Regions from separate parts of the Homo sapiens genome. Here region 1 is linked to region 2. Evidence: read pairs that join two places in POLR2A ChIA-PET (ENCODE). Cell type or tissue: GM12878. All regions are shown on one strand.

Evidence for each region. ChIA-PET counts read pairs that join two places held together with the same protein. Peaks named below come from ENCODE experiments on the same cell type or tissue, not always from the same donor. Only the 100,000 strongest peaks of a DNase experiment are listed, where the experiment ranks them.
Region 1: POLR2A ChIA-PET joins it to region 2 with 5 read pairs; 2 of 35 experiments call an interaction of 5 or more read pairs at or near these places.

What each region holds. Positions count from the first base shown.
Region 1 is chr1:154,991,727-154,999,726 of GRCh38, forward strand. FLAD1 (flavin adenine dinucleotide synthetase 1) reads left to right here. Exons shown (of 7, transcript NM_025207.5): 6 at 987-1,060; 7 at 1,176-1,385. The coding sequence ends at 1,311. It overlaps LENEP (lens epithelial protein), which reads left to right and starts at 1,860. Exons shown (of 1, transcript NM_001394530.1): 1 at 1,860-2,589. The coding sequence starts at 1,882. The coding sequence ends at 2,067. RefSeq lists an enhancer at 7,655-8,000 and a silencer at 7,805-7,884. In GM12878, CTCF peaks have their summits at 1,564 (motif pointing right), 4,145 (motif pointing left) and 7,572 (motif pointing left); a DNase peak (open chromatin) is centred at 7,485; H3K4me3 peaks cover 964 bases; H3K27ac peaks cover 837 bases.
Region 2 is chr1:154,741,042-154,749,041 of GRCh38, forward strand. All of the region lies in intron 3 of KCNN3 (potassium calcium-activated channel subfamily N member 3), which reads right to left. Among named protein-coding and RNA genes, the nearest start is that of KCNN3, 130 kb to the right of the region's middle. RefSeq lists enhancers at 573-1,073, 7,252-7,461. In GM12878, no CTCF peak of the experiment used is centred here; DNase peaks (open chromatin) are centred at 4,360 and 7,140; H3K4me3 peaks cover 868 bases; H3K27ac peaks cover 1,318 bases.

The sequences.
Region 1 (8,000 bases), 250 kb after region 2:
TGCCTGTAGTCCCAGCTACTCAGGCTGAGGCGGGAAGATCGCTTGAGCCAGGGAAGTCGAGGCTGTAGTGAGCCATGATCATGCCAGTGCACTCCAGCCTGGGCAACAGTAAAGGCCCTGTCTAAAAAAAATAGGGCTGGGCACGGTGGCACACGCCTGTAATCCCAGCACTTTGGGAGGCCGAGGCAGGCACATCACGAGGTCAGGATTTCAAGACCAGCCTGACCAACATGGTGAAACCCCATCTCTACTAAAAAAATACAAAAATTAGCCGGCTGTGGTGGCGCATGCCTGTAATCCCAGCTACTCAGGAGGCTGAGGCAGGAGAATTGCTTAAATCTGGGAAGCGGAGGTTGCAGTGAGCCAAGATCGCGCCACTGCACTCCAGCCTGGGTGACAGAGCAAGACTCCGTCTCAAAAAAAAAAAAAAAAATAGGGCCGGGCATGGTGGCACACGCCTGTAATCCCAGCACTTTGGGAGGCCGTGGCGGGCGGATCATGAAGTCAGGAGATGGAGACCATCCTGGCTACACAGTGAAATCCCGTCTCTACTAAAAATACAAAAAATTAGCTGGGCACAGTGGTGGGCGCCTGTAGTGCCAGCTACTCGGGAGGCTGAGGCAGGAGAATGGCATGAACCCGGGAGGCAGAGGTTGCAGTGAGCCAAGACCACGCCACTGCACTCCAGCCTGGGCGACAGAGCCAGACTCCGTCTCAAAAAAAAAATAGACGGTTTCTCCCTGTCCTCAAGCTCCACCCTTGCACTAGAGGGTGGTTCAAGAATGGAAAGCAGAGAGTGGAGAAGATGAAGTCCTTCTCTTTCTCTTTGCATACATAGAGCAAGCTATACCAGAGAATCAGATAGCAAGCCCTCCCTCAGAGGCCAAGGGAGCAGAAGAGCCATGGATGGGCCCCTTCCCAGGACAGCAGGGGTAGAAGTGGGAAAGGTGAGCATTTGTGACTATTCTATTACTCTGACCTCCCAGGACTGGACCTACAGAGACATCTGGGATTTTCTGCGTCAGCTGTTTGTCCCATACTGTATCCTGTATGACCGAGGGTAAGGGTATTAGGGGAAGGGAATGGGTAAGGGAGTTTTTAGGGTGCTGGGATAGGGAGGGCCAATAGGATCGCCCACCCTACCACATGCTTGCCCTCCACCCTCCCTGCTCCAGATACACATCACTGGGGAGTCGGGAGAATACCGTGCGGAACCCGGCCCTGAAGTGCCTGAGCCCAGGAGGACACCCCACATACCGTCCAGCCTATCTACTGGAGAACGAAGAAGAGGAGCGGAACTCCCGCACATGACCTCCCACCCTAGGAGGGAGGGAAGGACACCGTCCTAGGGTATAACCTGGCAATAAACCGTGCCTCTCACTGTGCCTGTTGCTCTAGCTGTGTCTTCCTGCTCCAGAGGATGGGAGAAGCAGAAGTGGGTCAAATGCTGCCAGCTCTGACTGGCTGTGCTCACTCTAAGGGGCCCAGGGGCAGGGCAGAACAGGCTGGAAAGGAGCTCTCACTGATGGTTCTCAATGTCAGCCTCAGCAGGAGCCCACCAGAGGGCGAAAGCAGGAGTTGTGCCAACCACTGGGAAAAGGGCAATCAGGCAGGGCACCACCTGGGCTGGAAGAGGGGAAGCTGCCTTGGCCTAGCTGTGGAGGATGAAAGATGGAGTGGCCAGGCCCTCCCTCCCACTAACCCCACCCTCCCATCCCTGTCTAGAGGGGCTGACTCAGCCTGTTCCCAGGCCTAGAACCTTCCCTTTGCTAGACCCTGGATCCTTTGTCTCTGTAGTCATGAGGCTGAAGGGGGTGGGGACAGTGTTGATAAAAGGCACTAGAGGCAGCTCCCACACCCTTCCTCGGAACTGTTGCCCACATGCAGCCCCGGACACAGCCCCTAGCCCAAACCCTACCCTTCTTCCTCGGAGGGGCCCCTCGAGACACTGGGCTGCGGGTGCCTGTCATTAAGATGGGCACAGGGTGGGAGGGCTTCCAGCGGACCCTGAAGGAAGTCGCCTACATCCTCCTCTGCTGCTGGTGTATCAAGGAACTGCTGGATTAATGGTAGCAGGGAACTGCCTCCTCTCCCCACCAGCACCATGGCTGGCATCGCTCAGGTGGGCAGGGTAGAGTAAACAGGAGGCATAGCTGCAGCTTCTGTGGCAGAGCTTGCCTTAGCTTCTCATTCTCTTCTTTAGCCCCCAGCCCAATTGCCATCAAGACTCCTGAAGCCAGCTGTGCTTGACCAAGGATGGGCCATAAACAATGAGTAAACAGTAAAGTGTGGATCCTGCTTTGAGCTGTGTCATCTAGCAGACCTGCCTCATCTCTGAGCCTCCTTCATTCCCAACCCCTGCCTCTGGTGGACCTCTGGTGGGCAGGAGCTTGGACTGCTCTGGCTAGGACCCCAGTAAGATTGTGGCAAGACCTGGCACTCCTCCAAGCTTGGCACAGTGAGCCCACCAGCTCAGATGGTTGATCTTACCATACCCTCATAGTACCAAGAATGGACTGCCCCCTAAGAAACCTGTTTGAGAATCACTGAATTATAAATATAATCCATAGGCCTTGAGGCCCAAGATTATAAGTGTCTAAAGGGGAATCAGAAAAAGTCAGCACTAGAACGGTCTGGGAGCAAGGGTGCAGACCAGGGAGGGAAGGAGCTTGTCCTGAATAGAACCAAGATTGAAAGCCAGGTTTTCTGACTCACTGGTTCCTGAGTGGGGAGGGTGGAAGACAGTTCAGGTTCCTCTCAATCTGTGGGTAAGGAGGGGACCCAGCTTGAGTAGGGTCTTCATCTGTGAGGCCAAGGGTGTGTGGAAACCCAGAGGACCCAGCCCTTTCCCAAATAGAAGACCTGGTCCAGGCAGCTTCCTGCCTCTGAGGATCTTGGGGAAAGCACTGCGCTGAGGCTAGTCCCCAGCTCATCAAGGAAGTAGGACCCCATGAGCTACAAGAGCTCCCAGCTCACATACAAAGTTACCAGAGAAAGACACCTGTGTGGCCACACAGGTCCCTCAGGCTTATCATGACACAGCCCTATCAGGACATAAACAGCTAGATTGAGCAGAATTGGCTCTTTACTTCCTCTTGGTAGCCACAGCTGGTATTTTCCATGAGTTACTCCCGGTGGTAGATATACACCAGCCATGTGTATCGTCTTGCTCAGGGGGTGCTTATGCTTACTGATCTGCCCACCCACAGCCCCCCAAACCTCAGAGCCAGCCTGTTTGGGACTGTTCAGTATTTCCCTGGGATTCCCATCCAGCATTCTCTGGCCCCTCCTGGGGGGCCAGTTATCATCCCCCAGCCCTTTGTCACTTGGGGCACTGGCCTGGAGATTATAGATAGTGCCCTCTTCCTCCCTGCCTGGGACCAGCTCTTCCTCAGCCTTCTTCTTAGTTAACTCTTTTTTTTTTCTAGATTCTTTTTGTAAAGGTGATATATGCCCAGAGTAAAGAACTTTAGGCCAGGCCAGGTACAGTGGCTCACACCTGTAATCCCAGCACTTTGGGAGGCAGAGGCGGGCAGATCACCTGAGGTCAGGAGTTCTAGACCAGCCTGGCCAACATGGTGAAACTGCATCTCTACTAAAAATAATTAGCTGGGCGAGGTGGTGAGTGCCTGTAATCCCAGCTACTTGGGAGGCTGAGACAGGAGAATCACTTGAACCCGGGAGGCAGAGTTTGCGGTGAGCTGAGATCATGCCACTGCGCTCCAGCCTGGGGGACAAGAATGAAACTCTGTCTCAAAAAAAAAAAAAAAAAAAAAGGCCGGGCGCGGTGGCTCACATCTGTAATCCCAGCACTTTGGGACAAGGCCGAGGTGGGTGGATCACTTGAGGTCAGGAGTTCGAGACCAGCCTGGCCAGCATGGTGAAACCCCATCTCTACTAAAAATACAAAAAAATTAGCTGGACGTGGTGGCACATGCCTGTAGTCCCAGCTACCTGGGAGGCTGAGGCAGGAGAATGGCTTGAACCCAGGAGGTGGAGGTTGCAGTGAGCCAAGATTGCACCATTGCACTCCAGCCTGGGTGACACAGCAAGACTTCGTCTTATAAAAAAAAAAAAAAAAAAAAAAGAACTCTAATAGTTAAAAGTCTCCACGTCTATCCCCCAATCCTTTAGCGCTCCCCCTGGAGGCAACCATGGTTACCAGTTTCTTGGAGAACATTCCAGTCTGTGCATAGACTGCATCTTCATTCATTCAACAAATATTGAGTTATTGAGTGTATATTATATGTCACTGTGGGTCTTTGGATGCAGCAGTGAACAAAACAGATCCTTGTACTTGTGAAGCTTACATTTTAGGGGGTGGAGAGGACAAACTATAAACATTTTTTAAAGTATGTATATGTTATTAGATGATAGGCACTATAGAAAAAAGAAGTGGAAATCGAGCTGGAGGTGGGAATGGGGGCAGGTCATAGAGGGCCTAAGAATTTGAGCTTTTATGCTGAGTGAAATGAGGAACTATTGCCGAATATTGAGTGTGAAATGAGTTTTTTAATTTAAAAGGCTCAAGCTGGCTGCTGTGTTGAGAATAGATTTCAGGGGAGCAAAGGTAGAATACGAGTGACCTATTAGGAGGTAATGGCACAATATAGGCCAGACATGTTGGTGGTCTCGGACCAGGTTTATAGCAATAGCAGTAGTGAGGGGTGGCTGGATTCTGGATATATTACTCTTCCTAGTTAACATACTCTCCACGCTGTTCTGCACTTTGCTTCTTTTCCTTTGATAAACCTTGGACAGGATTCAGGATCCCACATCAGTACACGGAGAGCCTGTCCATTCTTTTTTACAGCAGCCTAGCCTCTACGGTACTCCAACTTGAGCTTATTTCTTATCCCTGGCAGGTCAATGTGTCTTTTTTTTTTTTTTTTTTTTTGAGACAGATTCTCACTCTGTCACCCAGGCTGGAGTGCGATGGTACAATCTCAGCTCACTGCAACCTCCGTCCCCCGGGTTGAAGCGATTTTCCTACCTCAGCCTCCTGAGTAGCTGGGATTACAGGAGCGTACCACCATGTCCTGCTAATTTCGATTTTTTTTTTTTGAGACAGAGTCTCGCTCTGTCACCCAGGGTGGAGTGCAGTGGCGCGATCTCAGCTCACTGCAAGCCCTGCCTCCCGGGTTCACACCATTCTCCTGCCTCAGCCTCCCGAGTAGCTAGGATACAGGTGCCCGCCCCCACTCCCGGCTAATTTTTTGTATTTTTAGTAGAGACGGGGTTTCACCATGTTAGCTAGGATGGTCTTGATCTCCTGACCTCGTGATCCGCCCACCGTGGCCTCCCAAAGTGCTAGGATTACAGGCGTGAGCCACCGCGCCCAGCCAATTTTGATATTTTTAGTAGAGACAGGGTTTCACCATGTTGGCCACACTGATCTCGAACTCCTGACTTCAAGTGATCCGCCCACCTCGGCCTCCCAAAGCGCTGGGATTACAAGCATAAGCCACCGTGCCCGGCCTCAGTGCATCTCTTTAGGCATCCACAAAATGCAGCTTAGTGCTCTTGGCTGGTCCGTTGAGAGGCTCTCACCTGGTCCCAGTGATGGGGGTAGTCAGAATTTACCTTCCCATGAATCTGGGGCTCCTTCTTCCCCCTCAGAGCCTGCACCCTACTTGGCCAGCTCCAGCCTTTCCTTCCCTGACTCAGGCCCTGGCCTACCGCCTTCTTTTCCTTTCTTAGGCCTCACTCCCACCAAGCGGGGCAGTGCCTAGAGGTGGATCCTGGAGTCTGAGGTCTGAGCCCAAGGGCCTTTGCCAGGGGAGGGGAAGTCTGGCAGAAACCACTGGGGAAGTGGTGGGTAGAGGAAGGCAGAATCCAGGGCTGTGGCCTGTGGTGAGAAGGGTAATAGAGAGCAGCAGGGGGAGTGACAGGTAGAGACTGCCAGTGGCCCAAGGAGAATGTCAGAGTGGGAAAGAGGGCTTTGGCAGTGTAAAGACTGAGGAGAGGGATGAGGAGAATAAAAGAAACCTCAGATACCATTCAGAGAGCCCTTTTCACAATACAGAGTGCTTTGAGCCTTACGAAAGTCCACTTCAGCAATTATCCCATGTTAACATGAAGGAAATAGGCCCAAAGAGGTGAAATGATTCGCCCAAGAACATACACAGCACACTGAGGTAAAGGAGTCATTTAGCGAACCCAGATTTTCAGATCCCCAACTCACGGCTTCTCCTAATGAGCCTGCCTTCCTCTTCTGAGCTGGTGTTTGCATGGAGATGGTGGCCAAAGTGGCCTGGAGGCAGGGCCATGCAAACAAAAGCATGGAGGGTACCACCTCCATGCACCCGCTCCATGCCACTTCCCACCTCAGCCCTAAGCTCCCTGTTCTCAGCCCATTTGGAGGTTTCAGGTGCAGCCCTTTCACCTAATCCACACAGCCAAGAGATCTTTCCTGGCCCATGGCTCCCCACTCTGTGGCTGTTCCCCCACAAGTATCTCTCCCCGACTAGGGCAACTCAGGTTTTGAGTGTCCAAATTACTCCCTCAGGAACTCAAGTGGAGTAAGGTGGGAGGGAGGTGAAGGAGACAGGGTACCAAGATATTAGGTTGGTGCAAAAGTAATTGCGGCCTTTGCCATTAAAACCTCACCTACCCCTCGGTGCCCTGGTGCCCTCTAATGGTCACAGGGGGTGGGGGAATGGGTGGAGTAGGAATGGAGACAGGAGGGACCAGCTGGATGTGACCCTCAAGTACAACAGCGAGAGGAGAAGCCTGATATCCAGGATTCCCGGCGGATTACATCGGATACAGGACCCTCGTTGGCATGCAAGGAACAGTTGGAGGAGAGGGGTCACGGCCCAAGGGTCTGAGGAGCGGCAGGCAATAAACTGGATATCATAGCAATAATCTGGCGGCGGGGAGGGGTGGGTGGGTGGGGATGTCCCACGTTTTCCCAACACCAAGAGGCCGGCAAAAAGGGGTGTGTGGCAATCATTTCACTGGCAGCGCCAGAGCGCAGACCCATCCCCAAGGGCATAGGCTTTTTTTTTTTTTTTTTTTTTTAAAGACGGGGTTTGGCTCTTGTTGCCCAGGCTGGAGTGCAATGGCGCGATCTCGGCTCACCGCAACCTCCGCCTCCCAGGTTCAGGCAATTCTGCTTCAGCCTCCTGAGTAGCTGGGACTACAGGCGTGTGCCACCACGACTGGCTAATTTTTGTATTTTTACTAGAGACAGGGTTTCACCATGTTGGTTAGGCTGGTCTCGAACTCCTGACCTCAGGTGTTCCACCCGCCTCTGCCTCCCAAAGTGTTGAGATTACAGGCGAGAGCCACCGCGCCCGGCATGGGCATAGGCTCTTATTTGCATCATATTTACATCTGTCTTGCATGTGAGTTATTTCCCTCCACCCAACTTTCTCAGTTACTCTCAGACTCTAGAGTGTTCGCCAGCCTTGGAGCGTACCCGTTCCTCCAGCCATTCTTCGGCCTCAGTTCCTTTCCATCATTCGCCCTCAGGCCTTCGCCTACCCCAGCTTCAAAGAAGCGACCGTAACCTCCTAGCTGGCTGGGTTCGAGAAGCCGGGGACCTGCGCCTCCTGGTGGCTGATCGGAAGGAGGCTGAGTGCAGAGGGGTTGTCTTGCCTTCTCTGGGACGTGGAGTTTTGGAAACTGTTCCCCTGAGCTTCCTGAAGCTAAATTTGCCTCCCCCGGCCTTGGGGGGCGCAGAGATCCCGGCGGCGATTAGCGCTGCGCGGCAGCCGGCTCCAACCCAGAGGCCCGGAATAGGCGCGGAGTTATAAATAGTGCCACCCGCAGGTGTTGGGGGGAGTCGGCGGGAGGGGGGTACCCCTGGCGGCCACGGCCCCTTCAGGTGGGTTGGGCGGTCGCGGTGGGAGCGCTGGGGGGCGGGGGGCGTGGGGGGTCTGCGGTCTGAGCGCCCCCAGCGGTTTCCTGGGCGGCGGGTTTTTCGAGGGAAGCGGAGGCAGCGGAGGATGGGGGGGAGCAGCGGAGAAGAGGTGGGCGCCTGGCGCATGCTGACG
Region 2 (8,000 bases):
CATTCCCTCCCTGAGATTGTAACATTTTTACATATTTTAAAATGTTGCCTTTCTAAGTCTTCAATTTGCCTGGAATTGATTTTGCATATGGTGTGAGGCAGGGATACAACTTCATTTTTTTCACATGGGTAAGCAATTATCTCAGTTTCACTTAATGTGCAGACCATCCTTTCTCCTACTAGCTTTCAATGCTCCCTCTGTCTCATAAATTATATGTGGAAGTGGTACTATTTCTTGGTTCTCTATTCTGTTCCATTGGTCTATTTGTCTAACCCTGAAGTTATATTACAGTATTCTCTGTAGCCTTTCCTTGGTACCTTCTGAGGGTCTAGCACATAATAGGGGCTCACTAAAATACTTGTGGACTGACTAAGGCCTGCATGCTGCTTTTCCTGTCCCTCTACAAAAGTGAGGCTTGCTTCAGTAATTCAGTGAATCATGTTAAAATGATTTCAGCTGTTCTCTTCAGCAGATTAAACCTTTGTCAAGGTGGCTGCCAAATTCCTTGAGCTTGGAGTCAGTTCTCACTATTAATAAGAACTCAGCTTCATGACACTAGCTGTGATCTGTTACAGCACTAGGGTGACAGAAAATAAGCCAAAGTGAAATGACTGCCTCTTCTTCCTTATTCTCCAAAAGAATTTGAATACTTTTTAAAACTAGTTTTGTAAAAAAAAAAAAAAAAGGATTCTTTTCACATGGATCTACATGATATGACGGCTCTAGCCATTTGTCCTGGGTCTGATTTGTTTGTTGGAAATTTGCAGGCATTGAGCCAGATCCTCTGCAGAACTCCAAAGCAGCCAAATGGACTGCTTCGTCCTTGCCTTCCGGTCAATCTTCAGAGTCACACAGTCAGACCTGCCCACTGAGCTGTGAACCCTGTGCTTGCGAATTTCTCCAATGAGGAAGCCAACAACACGTACCTGGCTTGGCCCCCTGGCGGCCTCTGACCCCACCGGTGCCTCTCTCCTCGGAACACTGCCCTCCTCTGGCATCTGCAGCGGCTCACTGGCCTGCTTTCCTCCCGCCTTCGACTGTGCCTCCTTGGCTTCATGCTCTGACCACCGCTTCAGGGTTGCTGTGCTCCAAGCTTGCCTTGCACACATGGCTCTCTTGCTCCTGTCACTCCTGCCCTGTCCTCCCTGATGCCTTCTAACTGGCCCTTCAGGACCCACTTCAAATCCCATCCTGACCCACCCAGCCAACCCCAGCTCTTTGCCTGTGTCTCCCACACGTGGCATCAGCACCATCCACCTACTGCCCACACACTGGCTTGCAGAAAGGCCGCAAAGCTGGCTGGGGTATAGCTGAACCTACAGGTTCCAGGGCCAGAACACCTATGTTTGAATCCGGGCTTTGCACCTTAATGTCTGCATGAACTTATCCTCAGTCTTCCCACCTGTAAAAGAGGATAATACTTGTACCACCTCACAGAGAGTTACTGTGAGGGTTAAAGGAGCTGATATGTCTAAAATGATTAGAGCAGTGCCGGGCACATAGGTGCACTAAAAAAAAGTGCTATTTTCATCTCGTGTGTCTATGGTTAGCCTTGGCATAGCAGAAAGAACACAAGATCTGGAGCCCAGAGACTGCCTTTCATGCCAAATGGCTCTGTGACCTTGAGCAGATCACTCCACGGACTCAGGGCCTGCTGCTTCTTCGGGGAAGCAGGGTGTAATGATGCCGTCCTGCCTGCCTCGCGAGGCCGCGGTGAGGAGTGAATGTGCACGGGCTCCATCAGCCTTCAGCAAGTGATACAGATAGAGGTATGTCACAGCCTCTGCAGGAGCCTCTCACCTGGGGCTTCGTCCTAGTGACAAGGGCAGCTGCACGGATGTGGAGAAAGAACAGGCAGCAGATGCTGCTGTGTAGGAAAACAGAAACTCCTCCCAGCTTCTCCTTTTAATCTTCGCTGTTCTTCTGGGTGGCTGCAGCCCCTTCTCTTCATTTGGTGACTTGCAGCTTAAACCCCTTATCTCCATCAAATTCTGTCACCTCTGCTTTCAAAATATCTCCAGAATCGGAGCGCCTGTCATCCCTGGTCTGTGGCCACCCTGGACCAGCCCCACCCTCTCACCTTGTCCAGCCCCACCCTCTCACCTGGACCAGCCCCATCCTCTCACCTGGACCAGCCCCACTCTCTTACCTGCTCCAGTCCCATCCTCTTACCTGCTCCAGCCCCACCCTCTCACCTGGATCAGCACCGCCCTCTCACCTGGACCACTGCAGTAGTTGCCTCACTGGCCTCCCTGCTTCTGCCTGGGCGACGCTTGCCTCAGGCTAGTCCTGTTACAGTAGTCAGAGAGGCCCTCTAAAAAAAGTAAGACAAAAGTTCCTGTATCCCTCAGAAAAAAAGCCGAAGTCCCCTGGGGCCCCCAACCTGGGGGCCTCTCTGAGCCCATCTCACCTTCGCCCATTGGCCCTGCCACCTGGGGTTTCTGCAGCTCCTTCACCCAGCCAGCTTTACTCCTGCCTCAGAGCCCCTCACCTGCTGTTCTTTTCAGAGATGGCCCTGACTTACAATGGTGCCACTTTACAATGGTGCAAAAGCAATACACAGTCGGTGGAAAGCGTACTTCAAATTCTGAATGTTGATCTTTTCCTAGGGATCTGTGATGCAATTCTCTCTCCTGATGCTGGGCAGCTCGCAGTTAACCAGGTGATCATGAGTACTCTACAAGGTCCTCTACAGGGCACTGTGCTGCCGGGTGATTTTGCTCAGCGGCAGGCTGACATAAGTGTTCCCAGCACGTTTAAGGTAGGCTGGGCTAAGCTATGATGCTCAGTAGGTTAGGTACGTTCAGTGCATTTTCAACTTATGATATTTTCCACTTACTGTGGGTTTATTGTGAAGTAATCCCATCATAAGTCACGGGACATCTCTACTTAGAAGGCTCTTATCCCAGATAATTTCAGGCCTTTGCACAAATGTCAGCTTCTCAGTAAGGTGTTACCCGCCCACCCTGTCTCCAAGTGCACTACTGCCCCACACCCAGCAGGCCAGCTTCTCCCGAGTCATTCTTCTCCACAGCGCTTATCACCACCTGACATAATAGATATGTGGCCTATTTTTGTATTTATTGACTGACAACCCCTATTACAATATAAGGTTCATGGAGGAAAGGACTTTTTCTGTTTTCTTTACTGCTGTATCCCTAGTACTCAATAAATACTTGTCCAATGAATGAATGAATGAATGAATGGCTCCACTTCGTCTTTCTCACAAGCCAGTGGGACAAGACCAGCAGGATAAGAGCTGTTACCTGATTTTACAGTGAATCAGTGCAAAGCTCCAGTGCGTAACTGACCTAACTAACTTCTCACAGCAACTAAGCGAAAAGACTGGGACTGAAACCTGTATTTTTTCGGCTGCTAAAGATGGCAATTGTAGTGAGCTGGGCACAGGGTGGGGCGTGGAGGCAGCACCCGTGTGCCTGGGCAGGAACCATTCTAGCTTGGCAAAATACCCGCTCAGCCACTGCCAGTAGGTGATGGCCGGGAGGCTCTGTATGTGACTGGCATTCGAAGCTATTAGAAGCCTGAATTAGAAGCTATTATGAAAGGAAAGAGACTTTCATGGAGTCCTGGGTTTTATTCCCATTCCCAGCTCTGCCTTTGTCCAGGTCCCCAATATAATCAACTTCTAATTATCAAGTACCTTCAGCATGCTAGGGCATGTGATTCCAGCTTTATGGAGAAAATGGGGTGAAATCATCATTTCTTAAGGGTATTATGAGTTCCTTTAGTTTAGGAGCATTTCAGAAATGCTTGAGGCGTGTGAAAGAATCCCATTGAAATTCAAAGGCAGCTGAGGAATAAATGGCCTAGGGTGACTTCAGGGCTATTACTGCTTGTGCCAGTGGGTGAATTCACATTAAGGCAAAAAAAAAAAAAAAATAGTTCGTTCTTTTCTCAAAAACAATTTCCCTTATAAACATCTTAAAATGTAAAATAAATGGCTTTGAAGACTCAGGGCTGATCACAAGCCTATCAAACCACGTGCCCAGGACACCACATGCATGTATAAAGCCACCCCTCCATCCACTTCACCTCTGTGTCCTATTTTTCAAGAGTTGGCTTTGAATTTAGGAAAATAACGACGTTTTCCTCTACCAGGTAATTCAAGGTAACAGCCCTGGATCTTTCCAAGGCAACTCTAAATCTAGTCTTTTATTTCCAGCCCTAAGAACTAACAGCATGGTGCAAGGCCTCCAGTTATTTTTAAAAGGAGAGAAAACCAGCACCACCAGAGCACAATGGCTCCAACAAACAAATGCGACTTGCCGCCAAACAACCACAGCTTGTTCTTGCTCTGTGAAAACGAGAGTTTGGTTGGTGTGGCTTTTTCTCACCGAGGTGGTGGCATCTCTGTCTCCATTAGTGGTTTCCTGTAGAAGCTTCTGAGAAACTCTGGAAGAGGTGGGACAGCTGGCTGGTGTCACACAGCTGGATGCAACCTCTGCAGGCCTCAGCGGGGAAGCTTCAACACCAGCACTGGCCAAGCTTTTCTTGGAGTGTGTTTCTCTTCTCTTGGGTCTCTTGGTCTTGCTCAACTTCTCCACCTTGCAAATGGATGCACCATTTGAGGGAAGCCAGCTGCCATTCCTTCCACAGTCCATTTTCTTCTTAGAGGGAAGCACTGTCAACCTCTTTGAAATTAAAAACCAGATGGCTCATCTGGCAAATCCTTCTGAGTCAGTTTCTCAATTTGCAATGTTTTCTTTCTTCTTATTAAAAAAATATTTCCATGTTTCCTGATTTGGAAATGTTTAATAAAATGCATGAAAATGGAGAAAAATAATATGCTTGGAAGAAGCACTGTTCCCATGGGAAGCATGTCTTCCACGGTATCTGGAGATGGCGTGGCAGAGATGGCATGGGCAGAGAGTCCAACAGACGGGGGTTTGGATCCCAGCCCTGCCACCTGTTAGCTGTGTGGCCTAGGGAAGGCGCTTACCTCTCTGTGTCTTGGGCTTCACTTCTGTAAAATGAAGCAGTAAAACCTTGCACGGGACTAGTGAAAAATATAAAACTCTGCATAGTGCCTGACACAAATTTTGGAACTTAGTAAATGAGTTCATTTGGTCAGCAATAGGAATGAGCCCCCTCCTGTGTGCCTGGCTTGGTGCCTACTTGGGAACTTAGAGTTCTAGGAAGAAGGCAGACACCAAGCAACACCAAGGCAAAAAAGGGCCGCGTTACAATGGAGACAAGTGATGCCAAGTTGGGGCACGGGGCCACTGCGCAGGGGACACACGGCTATCTCAGAGGAGCAGGTATGGGTTGGGATGACAGTGCTGCGGGTGGAGTGGCAGGCTCAGGAGAAGGCTGAGGTGAGTTGGAGGGAGAAGCAGGGCGGGGAAAGAACTCTGAGCATCTTCTCAAAGTTGCCAGTGCTGGGGTTTAATAAGCAGAACCCCGTGAACTCACAGGCACAGCTGGCCTGCACTGTTACTCTTGCCCCAAACCCCTCCATCTTCTTCCTCCTTCTCCTCTATTTTTCCTGCCTTTGCCCCTCTCTGTTCTTTCTTCTTCTCTTTCATGCTTCTTTTTCTTTTTTTCTCCTTTGAAGCACTGTCTCCACCTCCCTCTCATCTCTCCTCTCTTGTTTTCCCTTTCACTTGTTCAGTCTCTCTCCCACCCTCCCCTGTGAGGACCCACAGAGGAAGCTCTGCCCTAGAGGGAAAGGGTTTCTGCCTCCAAGGAGCTGGCTATCCCTTGGGGACATCAGTCTTTGTTTGCTTCAGGTTGATTTTGCTTAATCAGCAAACTTGCATTTTGCACCCACTGGGTGGCCAGATACAGATGGCATCAAATGTCACCAGGCAGAATCCTGTGCTGTAAAGTGGGGAGGGTAACATCTGGAGTAGGTGCATGGGTCCCCCCAACGTGGGACATCTCTGGAGGGGTGGCAGGTAAACTAAGCTCAACCGATCCCCAACTCTGCTCATTACCTGCCCTCTCCCTGCTGCCCAGGTCCCCTGCAACCCCGGCCCTCTTCCTCCTGCACCTCCTATTCGTGGGCAGTCCCACCAGCTATCCAGCCAGCCACACTAGGACACCAGACACTGTTCCTGAGCTTCCTCCCCATCACTCCACATCCAGTGAGTCAGTCCGGTGGAGGTTGGCTCCTCTAGCTCTCTCAAAACTGCCCTTGCTCTTCATCCCAGCCACCACTGTACCCAGGGGTGGTGGGGGCAGCATTCTGTTACTACAGCAGCCTCCCCAGCTGGTGTCCCGTCTTCCCCTCAAATCCCCCTTCCACACTGCAGCCAGGGAAATCTTTCTGAAACTCCAGACCCTCCCCTGCTCCCAATCTACCAGTGGCTCCCCCTCTCCTAGGTGTGGGAAGAGGAGAGGGGACGTTCTCAGCCTCTGCACAGCGACACACTGGGGCAGACAAACAGTCTCTCTGGGGCTAATAGTAGTTGAAGGATTGACATTTGTGAACGATTTATTTTTTTTGTTATGGCAGTTTCAAGGCTATCCTGTGATAATATCACTCTCGCTATCTGGTACTCTGATTTGCTTTCTTCAGTGGAAAGGAAGGGCCGGGACTCCAGCTAGCCTGATGGAAATGATTTATAACCTGGGGCACACCCACAGCAGAAGTCGGCTGTCTGAATATCATCTCTCCTGCATCGCTGGAATCAAAGAAACAAGTACATAAATAAGGTTGGAAACTGTTGGCTGATAGAAGAGTCATTCCAAAATCCTTAGGCTGGTGAAAAAGGCCCGTGCCTGCTCCTGTAGCGTTGAGTGCACTGCCGCATCTTATGACACCCCAGCAAGCAACTGCTTATTCTCTCCTCCAATCCATGCTCCCCCACCTCCGAGCTTCCCTCATGCTGGCCCCTCTGCCCGGAGGCCCCTTAGGCCTAGGAAATCACCTCCTCCGGAAAGCCGTCCCGGATCAAGTGCCCTCTGTGGAGCCCCTTCTTCCCCATTCTCCCTCACTTCTCACCACCGGCTCTTGGCCATCTCCACCCCCAGCACCAGCCTCCATTGGTTGGTTGGTTTGTCGGTCGGCAGGTGCTGAGAAAGCTGGTCAGAGCTACTGAAGGAAGCTGTGAATGAACAAGGACTTAGGGGAAAGTGACGTTTAAACCTGGTCTCATCTCACTCCCTGCTGTGGGCCTCTGCTTTCTGTTTAAAGCCATTCTGGGTCTCTGCTTGCTCTCACAGCTGCTGTCTGTCTGTGGTTTTCATTGAGCTCCACCCGCCCGGGGCCCTCAGTCTGCCGCCCGCGCCTGCAAGCTTTCTCTCTCCTGGTTGAGCCTTTCCCGACATCTGCCATCAGTCACAGAGCGTGACTTGGAAGCAAAGGGGCTTCACAGTTCATCGTTTTTTATATACAGAGAGAAGAACAACAGTAGTTGGGATTCTTGCAAAATACTTCCTCAAAGATCTTAGAGATGATCTACTTCTCATTTCATTTTATTTCTGGGGCTATCTCTGTGTGGTAGGTAAGACTGGATGCTAATCTTATTTGAAGAGATAACAATAATCACTATCATTTCTCAAGTGCCAATCACGTGCCATGTGGGCCAAAGCTTTATGCGCATTACTGAATTTAATCCTCAAAAAACAAGACTCATAACTGTCACTTCCTATTTTACTGAATTGGAAAATTAGACCAGGTGCAGTGGCTCATGCCTGTAATCCAAGCACTTTGGGAGGCTGAGACAGAAGGATCCCTTGAGCCCAGGATTTCAAGACCAGACTGGGCAACATAGTGAGATGCTGTCTCTACAAAAAATGAATAAAATTAGCAGGGCATGGTGGTACGTGTCTATAGTCCCAGCTATTCTGGAGGCTGAGGTGGGAGGATCACTTGATTAATTACTAGATTAGGAAACTTGCACAAAATAAAACATCAATTGAGTGGCAGGGCCCGAGTGTGTGCTTGGACTTGCCTGCATCCACAGCCCTGTCTTTGACCATATTGCACCTTGGAGGAGCCCTGTCTTTGACCATATTACACCTTGGAGGAGGTG